Regions from separate parts of the Homo sapiens genome. Here region 2 is linked to region 1. The links are chromatin loops, found by intact Hi-C in ENCODE. Cell type or tissue: CD4-positive, alpha-beta T cell. All regions are shown on one strand. Each heading gives the region's core, and the rest is flanking DNA. Links, peaks and the distances in the headings are about the cores only. Region 1 has its middle 10 kb from the start of CNOT10. Region 2 overlaps CMTM8 (CKLF like MARVEL transmembrane domain containing 8).

What was found. A loop is a pair of places that touch in the nucleus more often than their neighbours do. Peaks named below come from ENCODE experiments on the same cell type or tissue, not always from the same donor. Only the 100,000 strongest peaks of a DNase experiment are listed, where the experiment ranks them.
Region 2: a loop joins it to region 1, with 2.7 times the contacts of the local background. A loop is called at or near these places in 28 of 110 quality-filtered maps.

Annotation. Positions count from the first base shown.
Region 1 is chr3:32,672,424-32,677,797 of GRCh38, forward strand. No RefSeq gene overlaps it. Among named protein-coding and RNA genes, the nearest start is that of CNOT10, 10 kb to the right of the region's middle. In CD4-positive, alpha-beta T cell, for the core only: no CTCF peak of the experiment used is centred there; no DNase peak of the experiment used is centred there; H3K27me3 peaks cover 378 bases.
Region 2 is chr3:32,362,059-32,367,432 of GRCh38, forward strand. The region is part of intron 2 of CMTM8 (CKLF like MARVEL transmembrane domain containing 8); the gene reads left to right. Among named protein-coding and RNA genes, the nearest start is that of CMTM7, 27 kb to the right of the region's middle. In CD4-positive, alpha-beta T cell, for the core only: no CTCF peak of the experiment used is centred there; no DNase peak of the experiment used is centred there.

The sequences.
Region 1 (5,374 bases), core at 182-5,181:
ACCACCTGGATTCAAGCAACTCTCCCACCTCAGCTTCCTGTGTAGCTGAGACTACAGGCACACACCACCAAGCCCAGCTAATTTTTTTTTTTTTTTCGTATTTTAAGTAGAGATGGGGTTTCACCATGTTGGCCAGGCTGGTCTCCAACTCCTGACCTCCAGTGATCCACCTGCCTCGGCCTTCCAAAGTGCTGGGATTACAGGCATGAATCACCACATACAGCCAAAAATAATTCTTTTTTTTTTAAGGTGGCCAGGGGCAGTGGCTGACGCTTGTAATCTCAGCACTTTGGAAGGCTGAGGCGGGCAGATCACGTGGTCAGGAGTTTTGAGACCAGCCTGGCCAACAACATAGTGACGCCCCGTCTCTACCAAAAAAATACAAAAATTATTTGGGCATGGTGGCAGGCGCCCATAAGCCCAGCTACTCGGGAGGCTGAGGCAGGAGAATCGCTTGAACCCGGGAAGCGGAGGTTGCAGTGAGCCAAGATTGTGCCACTGCACTCCAGCCTGGGCGACAGAGCGAGAATCCGTCCTAAAAAAAAAGGTGTGCATCTACAAATGTCAGTAGAGAATTTGGTGTAAAAATATTGAATACAGAATGTCAATATTAAAGCCAATAGTTATTTCATATTTTTTCAGTTTTTAAAAGTATTGTCTTATGTTTTAGTAAGAGAACATATCTGAACTCCCAAAATAAGAGAATGGAACTAAGAAATTAGCTAAAACCGCTGTCAACCTGGCGTGACAGTGGACACTCAGCTTTTTCCCTTCAGGAGCAGCAGTCTTTTCCCCTGAGGAGCTGGACACAGTGAGGAGCTTGACATAGTGAGGGGAAGCAGGGAGAACAGACTATACTAAAATAATCTAGCCAGCCACCAAATAAACAGAGGAAGGGGACAGTATACAGAGTTACTACAATGTATTGTGTCCGGAAATGGTTCCTGCCGGTGGGTTCTTGGTCTCGCTGACTTCAAAAATGAAGCTGCGGACCCTCTCGGTGAGTGTTACAGTTCTTAAAGACAGTGTGTTCAGAGCTTGTTCCTTCAGATGTTCGGATGTGTCGGGAGTTTCCTCCTTCTGGTGGGTTCGTGGTCTCGCTAACTTCAGGAGTGAAGCTGCAGACCTTCGCTGTGAGTATTACAGCTCTTTAAAGGTGGCACGTCGGGAGTCGTTCCTTCCTCCAGGTGAGTTCATGGTCTCACTGACTTAAGGAGTGAAACTGCAGACCTTCACCCTGTTACAGCTCTCAAAGGTGGCAGGTCCAGAATGGTTGGTTTCTCCCACTGGGTTTGTGGTCTCGCTAGCTTCAACAGTAAAGCTGCAGACCTTCATGCTGAGTGCTACAGCTCATAAAGGTAGTGCGGACCCTAAGAGCAAACAGCAGCAAGATTTATTAGGAAAAGCAGAAAAACAAACCATCCACAGTGACCCCAGGGGGTTGCAGCCCCTGTGCAGGTGGCCTGCTTTTATTCCCTTATTTGGCCCCACCCACATCCTGCTGATTGGTCCACTTTACAGAGAGCTGATTGGTCCATTTTACAGAGTGCTGATTGGTCCGCTTTGACAGAGTGCTGATTGGTGCATTTACAAACCTTTAGCTAGACCCAGAGTGCTGATTGGTGCATTTACAATCCTTTAGCTAGACAGAAAAGTTCTCCAAGTCCCCACTCAACCCGGAAGCCCAGCTGGCTTAACATCTCAGTATTACTAAAATGTTACTGACAAAAACAATTATAGAACATACAAAGAAACAAGAAAGTGTGATTCACTCTAGAAAACAAACAACAAACAAAAAAATACAGGCAACAGATACTGCATGTGAGAGCAAGCAGACTTCAGATTTAACAAACAAATCCTTCAAAGTATAATACTTGTTATAGATATGTTGGAACAAACTAAAGGAAACCATGATTAAAGAAGTAAAGGGGCCAGGTGTGGTGGCTCACGCCTGTAACACCAGCACTTTGGGAGGCCAAGGAGGGTGGCTCATTTGAGATCAGGAGTTCAAGACAAGCCTGGCCAACATGGGGAAATACCGCCTCTACTAAAAATACAAAAATTAGCTGGGCGGTAGTGGCGTGCACCTGTAATCCCAGCTACTCAGGATACTGAGGCAGGAGAATCGGTTGAGCCTGGCAGGCCAAGGTTGCAATGAGCCAAGTTCACGCCACTGCACTCCAGCCTGGGCAGGCAACAGTGTGAGACTCTGTGTCAAAAATAAAAAAATAAAAATAAAAATAAATAAAAAGCCAAGAAGAAGAAGTAAAGGAGACTGGGCCCTGTGGCGCTTGCCTGTAATCCCAGCACTTTGGGAGTTCGAGGTGGATGGATCATTTGAGGTCAGAAGTTTGAGACCAGCCTGGCCAACATGGTGAAACCCCATCTCCACTAAAAATACAAAAAAAAAAAAAATTAGCTGTGCATGGTGGCACACGCCTGTAATCCCAGCTACTTGGGAGGCTGAGGCAGGAGAATCGCTTGAACCCAGGAGGCAGAGGTTGCAGTGAGCAGAGGTTGCACCACTGCACTCCAGCCTGGGTGACAGAGTGAGACTCCATCTCAAAAAAAAAAATTAAAAAATTAAAAATAAATTAAAAAAGGAGGAATCAAATAGTAGGAATTGGATGGAAGAGCTGAGAAACCAAGCAAAGGAGTAAAGCAACCCAGGCCTTAGCAACAGAAGAATACCACCACCACCCTCAGCTACAGGAGAAAGGGAAGGATGGAAGAGATGTTTCTGACATCCAAGGGCTGGCGTCACTGAACAAAGCCAGAACCATCATGGGACTGTTTGGGGATAAAGCCTTTGCCAGAAAGACTTCTGAGGCAGACATGGAAAGGGAGAAACACCTTGCCCTTCCTCTTGCCCCATAATCTCTCACTGATGCCTTCTGTTGACTGAATTTCACTGAAGCCAGCTGACATGGGAGCCTGGGAAGCAGCCTAGAGGAGTGAGCCCTGTGATACAGAGCAGAGCAGAGCACAACAAGGACAAAATGTAGAGCCAAGGGCAAAGGAAATCCCTTTCATGAGTTATAACCTTATAAATTATGGCTGAACTTTTTTTTTTTTTTTTTTTGAGACAGGTTCTCGATCTGTTACCCAGACTGGAATGAAATGGCAAGGATACTGCTCACTGCAGCCTTGACCTCCTGGGCTCAGGTGATCCTCACACCTCAGCCTCCCAAAGTGTTGAGATTATAGGTGTGAGCCACCACACCTGCCCCCACCTACCTTTAAAAACCCTTACTTGCAAGCCATCAAGAAGGTTGGATCTTAAGCATGAGCTGCCCAATTCTCCTTGCTTGGTGCCCTACAGATAAACACTCCTTTCTCCCACCACAAACCTTGGTGTGGGTATTTGGCCTTACTGTGCCAGGTGAAGGGACCCTGGTTCAGTTAGACAACATAAATATTTGCAGTGCATGTGTACTACCCAAGTACATGACTTCATTGACAAATAAGTATAATCCCAGGGCTTTGGGAGGCCAAGGCAGGTCAAACAAAATTTACCAGACTTGGGTCCAACGGTTACTACCACACTTTAAGTTAGCAAATAGCTTTCCCTTGGAAGCTTGATTTGAACAGCCAGTGAAAGAGAAGCACAGTTGGGCCAGGGGCTTGATGTCCCTGGGTATGTTACTGCTTTGGAAAAAGGGGCAGAAATTTATGCTTTTGCACCTTTGTAGTACTTCTTGGTAACAGAGTGTTCCTGTGATGAATCAGTTGCAAAACCATTTGTAGTTTCCATCTAAATCTTGATTATGGGAATAATAACACCTTGATTTAACCCTCAGGGACCTAGAAAGAGTCACATCTAGAGTCCAAGAACTCTTTTCAAGTTCTAGTTCTAATACTTACTAGCTGAGCAAGTTGATCTACTGATTTACTTTTCAGAAATCAAAAAAAGCCGCACTTTCCTTATCTATAAAATGGGTATGAATATCCTTATCACAGGGATGTTAAGGATAAAAAGAGAAATAATTGTACAAACTCTGTATGAAACCATCAAAGGCCATACAAAAGTAAAGACTGTTTAACACCCCGATATAGTGAGGAATTATATTTTAAAGTTGTGTGGTTACAGATATCATAGTGCTTACTACGCATCGGACGCATATACAAATCAATGGAAATACAATATTGATAATATTTAAAGGCAGAATTTGGAGATTACAGTTAGGGTGGTGGCAAGGGGATTCATGCCAAGAGATTGTCCCCGAAGTGTAATAGAAGATTTGAAAGATGTTAGTACAGTCTTTTTTTTTTTTTTTGAGATGGAGTCTCGCTCTGTCGCCAGGCTGGAGTGCACTGGCACGATCTTGGCTCACTGCAACCTCTGCCTCCCAGGTTCAAGCGATTCTCCTGCCTCGGCCTCCCGAGTAGTTGGGACTACAGGTGCACGCCACCACGCCTAGCTAATTTTTGTATTTTTAGTAGAGACGGGGTTTCACCATGTTGGCCAGGATGGTCTCAATCTCTTGACCTCGTGATCCGCCTGCCTTGGCCTCCCAAAGTGCTAGTAGTACAGTCTTTGGCAGTCAAAAAAGTCTTCTTGGGAAAATGACACTCGTCCTTCCTTGGAAGGTGATGGCATTGGCTACACAAGAGTGTGTGGCCAGGCACAGTGGCTCACGCCTGTAATCTCAGCACTTTGGGAGGCCAAGGCAGGTGGATCACCTGAGGTCAGAAATTCGAGACCAGCCTGGGCACATGGTGAGACCCCATCTCCATTAAAAATACAAAAATTAGCCAGGCATGATGCTGCATGCCTGTAGTCCCAGCTACTCAGGAGGCTGAGGCAAGAGGATTGCTTGAACCCAGGAGGCAGAGGTTGCAGTGAGCTGAAATTGTGCCACTGCACTCTAGCCTGCGTGACAGAGAGACTCAGTCTTAAAAAAAAAAAAAAAAAGAGCATGTGGAGTGGAGGCTAAAGGGGATTATAGACAAATGCCATGGCAAATGCAAAAAAACAATATAGTGCCTCTGAGGAACCCCAGTAATATGGCCAAAGTGGGGAGTATGGAGACATGAAGCCAGAGGTCACAGCCAGATTGTGAAGGCCCTTAAAAGTCCTTGTAGGTCGGGCACAGTGGTTCACACCTATAATCCCAGCAATTTGGGAGCCCAAGCCGGGTGGATCACCTGATATTAGGAGTTCGAGACCAGCCTGAGCACCATGGGGAAACCCTGTCTCTATTAAAAGTACAAAAAAATAGCCAGATGTGGTGGCGGGCACCCGTAATCCCAGCTACTCCAGAGGCTGAGGCAGGAGAATCACTTGAACCGGGAGTTGGAAGTTACAGTGAGCTAAGATCTCGCCATTGCACTCCACCCTGGGCAAGAGCAAAACTCCATCTCAAAAAAAAAA
Region 2 (5,374 bases), core at 140-5,139, 310 kb before region 1:
GAGATGGAGTCTTACTTTATTGCCCAGGCTGGAGTATAGTGGTGCAATCTCGGCTCACTACACCCTCCGCCTCCCGGGTTCAAACAATTCTCCTGCTTCAGCCTCCTGAGTATCTGGGATTACAGGCGCTCACCACCACGCCCAGCTAATTTTTGTATTTTTTTAGTAGAGACGGGGTTTCACCGTGTTAGCCAGGCTGGTCTTGAACTCCTGACCTCAGGTAATCTGCCCGTCTTCGTCTCCCAAAGTGCTGGGATTACAGGCGAGAGCCACCGCACCTGGCCGGCAGTTACTATTTCTTAAGTACATACTATGTGCTAGATGTCACACTGGGTCCTTTATATTTTACATCATTTCATTTAATCCTTACAGTAACTCTGCAAAGATAGAATGCATTATTTCCATTTTGCAGATGAAGAAACTGGGGCACTGAGAGGATGCTTGAGAGCCAGGAATGGGAGGCAGGTCTTCTAATACCAACCACAGTTGTGAACCTTGGAGTCTGTTTGGCTCCCAGTATACACAGATATTCCAGTTTCTCTTGCCCTTGGAAGTAGCCATTTCCACTGTGCCATCCTGAGCAGGAAGTGCCAGCCCAGATGTTGGGTCTTGGCAGTCTTTTCAGCATAGCAGTTCTAAAGAGTCCCATTTGTTATTGTAAATCTTCCAAAAGACCCTTCTTCTAATGATGGTGCCAGAACTGAGCACATGACTTATTGGCAGGGGCTGAGAGTCAGAAAATGGGACCTTCCTGTTGCTCTGTCTCCAGCCAGCCTGCCTGAACCTACAGGCCTAAGTCCCTGCTGTCACCTGGTGGGATCATGTTATAACCAGGATCCACTGAGTCTTCCTGTCTCCTCTTAACCAGTCAATCCAAATGCCTTAGCCTGACGGGCACAGTCAATTTCTAAATGACTGCCTCTGGCCTCTAGCTGATACAATCATTAAACAGGAATAAGAAAAGTAAGTTACTGTGTATACTTTATAGTTTACACAACTCTTTAACAATATGGTCTCCTTTGAGATGGGTGAGACTTGTATAGTTTTTCCCATTTTGTAAATTGAGTACAATCAGTTTGATGGTAGGTTTAATCCCTATAAGAGAGGTCCAAAACAACATTGGTTTAAAACTTATTTCTCTCTCCTGTGATAGTCCAGAAGTAAGTCACCTGTTCTATAAGATCACCTGTGCCCCAGGTTCCTCCTTTCTTGTGACTCTGCCATCTTTAACAGTTGGCCTGTGGTCCAAGGTGGCAGCTTCAGCACCTGCCATCACATCTAGATTCCTAGTCAGGGGGAGAGAAGGTAAAAAGTGGGCAGTGGAGGGTACTTCTTCCCTTTAAGGCACAGTGTTGACATTGTATATGTTACATCTGCTCACATTCTGTTAGCCTAAACGTGGTCACCTGACCACATCTCCTTCCAAAGGAGGCTGGAAGGTGGAATCTTTAGGTGGCCATGTGCTCAGCTGGAAACTCCGTTACCATATAATAAGAGAGAAACATAGCAGGAGACAGCCAGCAGCTCTGCCACAGACGAAGCAGCTGAAGAGGTTATTTCCCCAAAGCCACATAGCTGTGAGCGCTGCATTGGCCCATCTCCTGTATCCTGCAGCCCTTCTTCTAGTTGCTTATCATATCTTCCTTCTTTCTTTTTTGGTTGTGGATTCAAAATACAGCTTTTTAGATGAAACCTACATGGAGATTCCCAACAGACCTGATTCAGTGTGTCTGGGGTAGGGCCTGGGAACATGCTTTTCTGACAGATTTCCAGATAGTGCTGATACCACTCCTGCACTTTGAGTAGCACTGAGCTCCTTTACTAGCTGGTTGTAGACAAGGTGGGGAGGGAAAAGGGGATTCTTAGCCAGCATCAGCCTGTACCTTTTCCTCAGCCTTTGCCCAGACCCAATCTCTTCTGTCAAGCATGAGTGTCTCTTCCACCAATGTGTGGTAATAGGGACTAGAGAGCCAGAAAGGCAAGCCGCAGGTGAAGCGGACATCCCTACCACCCTTAAGAAATGGACTCTGGGCCAGGTGCAGTGGCTCATGCCTTGTAATCCCAGCACTTTAGGAGTTCAAGGCAGGAGGATCACTTGAGCCCAGGAGTTCAAGACCAGCCTGGGCAACATAGCAAGACCTGTCTCTACTAAAAATAAAAATTAGGCCGGGTGCGGTGGCTCACGCCTGTAATCCCAGCACTTTGGGAGGCTGAGGCGGGTGGATCATGAAGTCAGGAGATCGAGACCATCTTGGCTAACCCAGTGAAACCCCATCTCTACTAAAAATACAAAAAATTAGCCAGGCGTGGTAGCATGCGCCTGTAGTCCCAGCTACTCAGGAGGCTGAGGCACGAGAATCGCTTGAACCTGAGAGGCAGAGGTTGCAGTGAGCCAAAATCACGCTACTGCAGTCAGCCTGGGTGACAGAGTAAGATTCTGTCTCAAAAGAAAAAAAAAGACAGAAAAGAAATGGACTCTGATGGAAAAGATGTGTACAAGGCTGATTATACTAAGCAGAGGGATATTTAAATAAATGCTAAGAAGAGAGGCAGGTGAAGCTCCAGGGGAGCCATCCTTCCCAAATGTTCACTTAAATTTTCAGCGGTTTGGGTATGCCAGATGGTGAACCTAGGTAGCTATGTCTTTAAACTCTTGAGGACTCTTGAGGATATCAGATGCCTGAAAATCTTGCCTTCTTAGCTGTCTGAATAGATGTAACACTAGGGACAGGAGCTGCTCATTATCCCCCACTATCCATTTTCTTCTGTAGTAATAGAAGTTTCAGTTGAGCCTTGGCCCCTCTGCCACTGGGTGGGCCCTGGGACTGAGTTCCAGCTGAGGGGATGTTCGCAGCAGTGATGTGTGAAGCACCATGGCCCTAAAGTGGGGCTGCTTTTTTTTCTTCTCCCCCTCCTCCCCTTCCTAGCAGCTGGGATTCTGCTGTGGTAGTGGGACACCTCCTGGGCCATGTGGAGAATGGTGAGACCCTGGAGATGGCCAAGTATTGTGGATGGAGCCTGTGTCCCTGTCACCCCGAGGCTGCCAGACCAGCTCTGGCTGCCTAAGCCTTAGATAGGAGTAAACTCTCTTTCCTAAGCCACCGTCTTGGGTCATGTCACCACAGCCAAATTTACTAACTGTATATTATCTCAGGGCTTCTTTCCATTATCTTGAGATCTGAGATTTATCTTAATATGTCCACAAGTACTATGCATAGCTGGGTAAAAATAAGCCGGTATTTGAGAAAAAAAAAAAGAGAGAAAGAGAACATTTTTATACCAAGGAGGGATTGACTTTCAGAAAAGAGTAGACTTCTCTCTCCTCCCTTCCTCCAAAAAAAGAAGTTGGAAACCTTCTGTTTTTGTGTGTGTGTTTTTGGTTGTTCTTTGTTTGTTTTTGTTTTTGAGATGGAGTCTCACTCTGTCACCCAGGCTGGAGTGCAGTGGCGTGATCTCGGCTCACTGCAACCTCCCTCTCCCAGGTTCAAGTGATTCTCAAGCCTCAGCCTCCTGAGTAGCTGGGATTACAGGGCCCATCGCCACATTTGCCTAATTTTTGTATTTTTAGTAGAGATGGGATTTCACCATGTTGGCCAGGCTGGTCTCGAACTCCTGACATCTCAGGTGATCTACTCGCCTCGGCCTCCCAGAGTGTTGGGATTACAGGTGTGAGCCACTGCACCCAGCGGAATTTTTAAATTACTATATTGTCCTTGTAGCTCTCTTTCACTGTGGCCCAGGGAACTGGCATTTCAGTTGGAGGAGCTATAAGATTTTTCAACTTGAATAGTCTCTGATCCAGGGCCTATTTCTCTATAGCAACAAGACCTCATGTTTCTATGAAACTCAGTAACATTCTAGAACCCTCTGAAGCTTCACATATCCCTCCTTCATTTCTGTAGCCCAGATTTCTTTTTTTAACCTTTATGACGATCCTGGTTTCTTTGCTCTTCTCTTTTCTTTCATCTCTCCACTTATTTTCACTACATTTCCTCCAACCCAGGCATTCCCCGGACATGTTTACTTTTGGGAGTGTTAAACAAGACTAGGGAAGTCACAAAGTTAGGCATTGTGAGATAGTGCCTGAGAGAGGCTTGTAATAAACTGGCAGAGCCCCCAGTGTGGGGGGCGCACAGAGGGAGAATGCCCCTGCCTTCTACTCACGTCTCTACCAACCCTCTTCCCCTTCCCCATTTCTTTCCAAGGGAAATAGCAGTTTCTTGTTTCTTTAGAGTTCAGAAAAAATGGGCCATACTTACTGAGAGATGGGATCATTGCATGTTCACAGGTCGTAGACTCAGAGAGTCTTTCTTTCCCCATCTCCTCTCTGGCCCCCTCGTCCACATGGGCTCGTGCACAAGGCCCAGGACGTCAGGGCAGTTCTGGCCAGGCTGAGCTTTCCCTGAATTCTCTTTCATTCATTCTCATTCATTCTTTCCTTGTATAAAGAACTAGACATGCATGAGAGCCCTGAAACCCATCCTCAAAGATGTTCGTTGCAGTAGCATTTGTAATCCTTGAAAAATTAGCAACATTGAAATGCCCATCAATAGGGGAAAAGTTAAATTATGAAGTATTAGTGGCAAGACAAGACTAAATGGCTTGGCAAGTATTAAATTTGCGTGACTCTATATTCTAAGAGGTGATATGGGGAAATAATACCAGTAAGAGCTTTTGTGTTAATGCACAGATGTGTTTCTAGACCAAAAAGTAAACAAAAGAACACAACCGACATTCCTAATGAGTCATTTAGTGAGACCAGGGCTTCTTAGGGGACAGTTTCGGCAGCCTGACCCTGGGTCTGACTGTGATGAAGCCCTTGTCTTAAAGGTTAAGTGCCCTGACCTGAAGACAGTGTGAGCACAGGTGGAGGTGGCGACAGGAACATACAACCTCTGCCACAAGGCCAGGGCCTGCAGTGGGAAAATTCTATGTAGCTTTTTTTTCTCTGAGAAGAAAGAGATTGCTTCCTCCCTTTCCCCTACCCCTTCCTCTGTCTCCAAGTTACTGAGGGAAAGATGTTAGACCACAGAGGGCCCACTCCTGAGAGGCATCCCCCTTCCTCCCCAGTTGGTTTCTGCTCTGGTTTCACCTCACCCCTGCCTCTCCCCTGTGTTCAGGCAGGACCCAGCTTTGCATGGTTTCCTATGCATGGTTCAGAGCATGGTTTCTTAGAGTTTAGACATAACTGAAAACCAAATACCTACCGGGACTTACATATCTTCTCTAAAAATAGGAACAAATAAGGTAAAGCCAAGGGTAACATTAGTTCCCAAAGGGCTGTAACCGCCTTTTTAAGAACTTGCAGCTAGGACAGAGGAGCTCATTTAAATATCCCTCCCTGTTTGGAATGGGGGGTTAGGGAATCAGCTGG